2 separate regions of the Homo sapiens genome follow, and region 1 is linked to region 2. Evidence: chromatin loops called from intact Hi-C (ENCODE). Cell type or tissue: heart left ventricle. All regions are shown on one strand. Links, peaks and the distances in the headings refer to the core of each region. The heading gives the core; the rest is flanking DNA. Region 1 overlaps FRYL (FRY like transcription coactivator). Region 2 overlaps FRYL (FRY like transcription coactivator).

Region 1 (2,919 bases), core at 321-2,820, 75 kb after region 2:
GCTTACGCCTGTAATTCCAGCACTTTGAGAGGCCAAGGCGGGCAGATCACTTGAGGTGAGGAGTTTGAGACCAGCCTGGCCAACATGGTGAAACTCTGTCTCTACTAAAATAAAAAACCAAAAATTAGCCAGGTATGGTGGCACACACCTGTAATCCCAGCTACTCGGGAGGCCGAGGCAGGAGAATAGCTTGAACCCGGGAGGTGGAGGTTGCAGTGAGCCGAGACCACGCCACTGCACTCCAGCCTGGGTGACACAGTGAGACTCAGTCTCAAAAAATAAATAAAAAGTAAATAAATAAATAAATAAATAAATAAATAAGAATTAGAGAACCAATAGGGTTAAAAGGAAAAGATGAAAAGATCATCCAGTAAAATTCAATGGGCAAGTCCAAAACATAGATAAATGTTTATGCATGGTTAACCTTAATCAAAATGCACTGTATTCAAAGCAATTTAGAAAAAGCTAACTTCATAATCTTAATATTCCTTAAACCCCCACTCTAAACCTAGAAAACCAGAATCTATTGTTTAATAAGATCCCCTACGTGATTCTTAAGCACGTCCAACTTTAAGGGCTACTTAACAGGAAATTTTGGAAGCCTAAGAAATAATAAAGAGAAATTTTCTGTATTGATTACAATGAACGTTTCATAGTTTTTTTTTAAAGTTTCTTCATCAAGTTGACTAGAAATGTGCATCAGCTTATACTTCCTCTTGAGGACAGTGTAAGAGATCATCAAACGGCCCATTTAATCTTAACTCACTCTTTAGAAACACAAAAACCCATCAAAAGTCTAAGTAAAAGAACTAAGTATAAGAAGAATTTAGGTAAGATTACTATGATTTACTTTGTAATAACTAAAATTATTTTGGATTGTTTAACAGTTTAAATAAGTCAGTGATGGCATGTTTGCTTTGCTAGATAGACTAATCCTCATCCTGATTGCCATCTTTCTGCAAAGAATCATCTGAGATGGTCTAGGTTACCTTTACAGCTAATTTTTTTTAAAACAAAACAAAATGACTCAGATTAATAAATTTTATTATTAAAATAAAACAAAGTATGTATTCTACCCCCATATGTAGCAGGATGGGGTGGGAGAGATGAGTGGAAGGCATGTAGGTATACCCTAGTGGACAATCCATTCCACTGAGGACAGGTCATTGAAGACAGGTCCATACAACAAAATAACTAATAAAAGCAACCACTTCAGAACTGCAAATCAGGATACTGGGCACATACAGGAAATGTGTTAAGCCAACAATTGTTATCTCTAAAAAATAAAACATCCGGCCTTCCAAAAACAGTCACACAGAATCACAGAACCCCACCCCCTCGCTTTTTTTTTTTTGAACTGGAGAGATTTTAGCAATCATTTATCATAATCTCTTAAATTCCATGAGACAACTGAAGACCAAGGAAGATAAGCAATATAGTAGGATCTCAAATCAAATTAATAAATATTTACTGAACACCTGCTACAGATAAAACACTATTCCAAGGGTTACAGAAAATAGAACTAAGTATAATATTGGACCCTTTCTTCAAAGCTTCCATTCTTTTTTTTTGGAGACAGGATCTTGCTCTGTCTCCCAGACTGGAGTGCAGTGGTGCGATCTCAGTTCACTGTAACCTCCGCCTCCCAGGTTCAAGCAATTCTCTTGCCTCAGCCTCCCCAGTACCTGGGATTACAGGTGCACACCACTACAGCTGGCTAATTTTTATATTTTTAGTAGAGACAGGATTTCACCATGTTGGCCATGCTGGTCTCAAACTCCTGGCCTCAGGTGATCCACCCACCCTGGCTTCCCAAAGTGCTGTGATTACAGGCGAGAGCCACAGCGTCCGGCCAAAGCCTCCATTCTCTATTTCCCAGGTAAGTTACTTGTATGTAGCTCTCTGATGTTACCAATATTCTTTTCTGTGGTCTAGCTTAGGGGTTGGAAAACTGACCCCCAAGGCCAAATCTGGCCCAACAGCTGTTTTTTTAAATAAAGTTGTAGTAAAATGCAGCCACACACATTCACTCGCATATCATCTAGAACCACTTTGGCTCTACAAAGCCAGAGCTAAGTACCTGCGACAAAGACCTGTGGCCTGCAAAGCCTAAAATATTTACTATCTGGCCCTTTACAGAAAAGGTTTACTAACTGCTGTTCTAGATTGATCATCGTTTGCTTAATTTGAGGTGGTTTTTTTGTTTTTCTCTTTCCATTTTGAAACTAAGGCTGGAGATCGCATCACTGCACTCCAGCCTAGGTGACAGAGCAACACTCCATCTCAAAAAATTAAAAAAAAAAAAAAAAAGAAAGAAAGAAACTAAGACTGGTTTTGCCTAGGGAACCATTGCCTACTGAGCAATGTGCTAGATGGTTTTGAAGGACAAGTCAGTGAGCTAAATATGGCAACTGACAGCACTTCTTGTTAACAAGTAAAAACTTGCTCTGGTACATGAAAGCTAGAGGACTCTTAACATTTATTTAACAAAGGTTTACTAACTGCTTAAGAAGTGCTTGCCACTGGGCTAAGCTCTGGGGTACCCACAAAAGTCAGACCAACTCAGTCCTCAACCCACTATCTGGTAAAAAGAAACAATACTTTCATGTTAAATAGAATAATAACTGAGGCTAGGCGGTGAGGAAAACTTATTAACCCCAACGATAGTCATACAAGAGATTTCCACTCCCCTTGTAGATTCCAGTTTCAGGAAGTCACCAGAATTGGAGGCTTATTAACTATAGCTGCCTCAACCCAAAGGCCACAACTTGTATCTGGGTGGGGTTAACCCTTGGACTGAATATTGCTTCCTGAATTCCCTTTATAGCATTTGATTTTTGTTTAACCTTTACAGAATATTCCTTTAGTTACATTTTAAACTTCAACTTAGCTTTATTCTTCTTAACCTATTCTACTCTT
Region 2 (2,919 bases), core at 317-2,816:
TCTGCTGCAAACTGTCTGCTATTACAAGGAAGACTCTGAGACCTATGTTCATTCTCTTCAAAGGAAAAAAATGCAAAAGGAAGAGATGAGTATCATAAATTACCTTTTTTGCATGTTAGAAATATTTCATCAGTAACATCAGAGTTGGGGGGTGGAAGGAAGGAAGATAGAAGGAACACTAACCTTTCTGTCCAACATTTTTAACTAGCACAGGCATTAGAATTTGCTTTAATATCAAATTCCCAAATGCCACTCACTCACTTCTGAGGTCGACCAGCTTCCTTATTGTCTCTAAGGCTTATAGCAATCCTCTTCCTCAACTCTCCTATCCTTCTATGGTCCCGTCCCCTCCCCTTTCTAGGCAAATGACTTGTCTTCTACTTCACAGAAGAAAAAAAATCACCAACTTTCCTCAATCTCTCAATTACAAATCACACTAATTTACTTATACCTGCACCTCTTCTCCCTCCCTTTTGCTCTTGGTATAGTGAGGGAGTGACAGTCTTCTTAGTTGTTGGAATCCCATCTGTTCTTGCATGTTTGGAAACATTACAGCACCAATTACATACACGTTTTCTTTCTTGCATCTTCAACATTTTCCTTTCAACTGAATATATCCCCTTTCTCTTAAATATACTGCTATCTTAATGGAAGAAACTTTCCCCAAATACTTCCCTGAAGCCATTCTCACTCATCAGTTACCATATTGCTCAAAACAGTGGGCCTATTTATAGTATGCTACTTGATTTCCCAGCAACATGGACAAGGTCAAGCACCCTTTCCCTCCTGAAACACTCCCTTCCTTTGGTATCTATGTTCCACTTCTGGCTGTGTCATCTTTATCTGCATTTCAGGTTTGGCCTCCCTGACCTGGGTATTAAATGTTAGACTGCTTCAAGGCAACGTTCTCCTGGGCTGCCTTCTCCTATCATCATGTATTACCTCCCAAAACAACTGCATATACTTACATGGCTTCATTTACCACCCATACCAGATCACCCACAAATTTTAAGCCTGGCCTCTCTCTGAACTCAGACCCTCAGACCCATCTGACATCTCTTACTTGGATGCCTCTACCTGGATGCCTCATGTTAGACATGTTCAAACCAAATGCATGACCTTGCCCCCAGATTTGATTCCTTCTTAATGTTTTTTTCTCAGTGAATGCTCCTCTATCTGCACCACTACAATCCAAGCCCAAGCTGTCATTATCTCTGATCTACACCAGTGGTCTCTCAAGTGGGGTACACGCATCCCAGTGGGTATGCAAGGTAGTTCAATGGAATACGGGAAGAAAATAAAGCTCTTATATATATATATATATATATATATATATATATTTTATCTAAGTAAGATTAAAAGTTTAAGCTTCACTCTTCTTTATATACGACATAGTACTGGTGCCCTCCCTTAGTCTAAGTATCAGATAGTCACATGTCACATAGTCAAAGACGACACCTTGAAAGACGCAGAAAAGCTCCACAATGTAGCTTCACTTATACATTCTTTCAGTGTATTGCAATTTGCATGTATTTGATTAAATGGGCTAATGGATAATTTTATCTAGCTTTAACTACATGAGCTCTTACAAAAGTCCTTGAAAAGAAAATACAGATCCAAGAAAAGAAAATACAGATCCAAGATAATCCTAACAAAGTAAACCTAATAAATAACAACCACCTCCCCCACAGAAAAAAACCCAGCAGAACTGATTTTTTTTACTCATACCTAGTATGAGAACTTCAGGAAGAAAAAAACTTACTTTCAGAAATAAATTTATTCAATAGAGTGAATATTTTCTTAAAATGGATGTTCAAGAAAATATCTTTTGTTTCATAATTTTTGTTGCTGGAAACCATTTTTGTCGGTAGAAACCAAAAAATATATAAATAAGAGCTTTATTTTTTTCCTGTATTCCAGTGAACTACCTTCTACACCCACTGGGATACATGTACCCCCAACAAGTTAAGTATGTCAGCTATACAAACAATCATGTTTGCCCACTTCCAAAATCTGGAAATAATTATTAAACTATCTTAAAAATATTACAAATGAAAAGCTGCATTATCTTTCCAACTCATTTGTTAACCACATAAACACATACCTTAGGATTTGACTATGTATAGGATCAAGATAGTAATTTAAAATAAATAAGAAAATAAACAGATAACACCTATTTTGCCTTTTTATATCCTCAAATGTAATTAGATTCCAACAAAGAATTAATTTATGAAATATTTTGAAAAATCCTGAAAATCTAATGTCTAAAGAATGAATTAGAGTTTACTAGTGAATAATGAGACCATGGAAGCAGGATATAACATTCACTTTTTTAATGTTGATTTTTTTTGGCATGGGGGAAACAAATTTTTGTTTTTTCTATAACACCTAGAACAGTGCCTGGCACATTTCAGGTGCTCAATAAATGTTGAATGAATGAGATTTATTGAAGAACACCTTAAATATAAACAATGTGAAGTAAAAAAAAAAACAACCAAAAAAAAAAAAACCTGGGCTCATTATAACTTCCAGGAGCCAGCTGAGCTGACTAACCTGATAAAATTTTCCTTTCTTTATTCATTTTTTGAGACAGAGTTTCGCTCTTATTGCCCAGGCTGGAGTGCAATGGCTTGATCTCGACTCACCGCAACCTCTGCCTCCCAGGTTCAAGCGATTCTCCTGCCTCAGCCTCCCTAGTAGCTGGGATTACAGGCATGTGCCACCACTCCCGGCTAATTTTGTATTTTTAGGAGAGATGGGGTTTCTCCATGTTGGGGTCAGGCTGGTCTCAAACTGCCAGCCTCAGGTGATCTGCCAGCCTCAGGTGATCTGCCCGCCTCAGCCTCCCAAAGTGCTGGGATTACAGGCATGAGCCACCGTGCCCGGCCTATTTATTATTTTCTACCACGCTTAAACACC

What was found. Hi-C counts contacts between places; a loop is a spot of excess contacts. Peaks named below come from ENCODE experiments on the same cell type or tissue, not always from the same donor. Only the 100,000 strongest peaks of a DNase experiment are listed, where the experiment ranks them.
Region 1: a loop joins it to region 2, with 3 times the contacts of the local background. A loop is called at or near these places in 24 of 110 quality-filtered maps.

Annotation. Positions count from the first base shown.
Region 1 is chr4:48,666,094-48,669,012 of GRCh38, forward strand. The region is part of intron 3 of FRYL (FRY like transcription coactivator); the gene reads right to left. Among named protein-coding and RNA genes, the nearest start is that of FRYL, 110 kb to the right of the region's middle. In heart left ventricle, for the core only: no CTCF peak of the experiment used is centred there; no DNase peak of the experiment used is centred there; H3K27ac peaks cover 1,546 bases.
Region 2 is chr4:48,590,776-48,593,694 of GRCh38, forward strand. It overlaps FRYL (FRY like transcription coactivator), which reads right to left. Exons shown (of 64, transcript NM_015030.2): 17 at 1-55. Among named protein-coding and RNA genes, the nearest start is that of ZAR1, 100 kb to the left of the region's middle. In heart left ventricle, for the core only: no CTCF peak of the experiment used is centred there; no DNase peak of the experiment used is centred there; H3K27ac peaks cover 8 bases.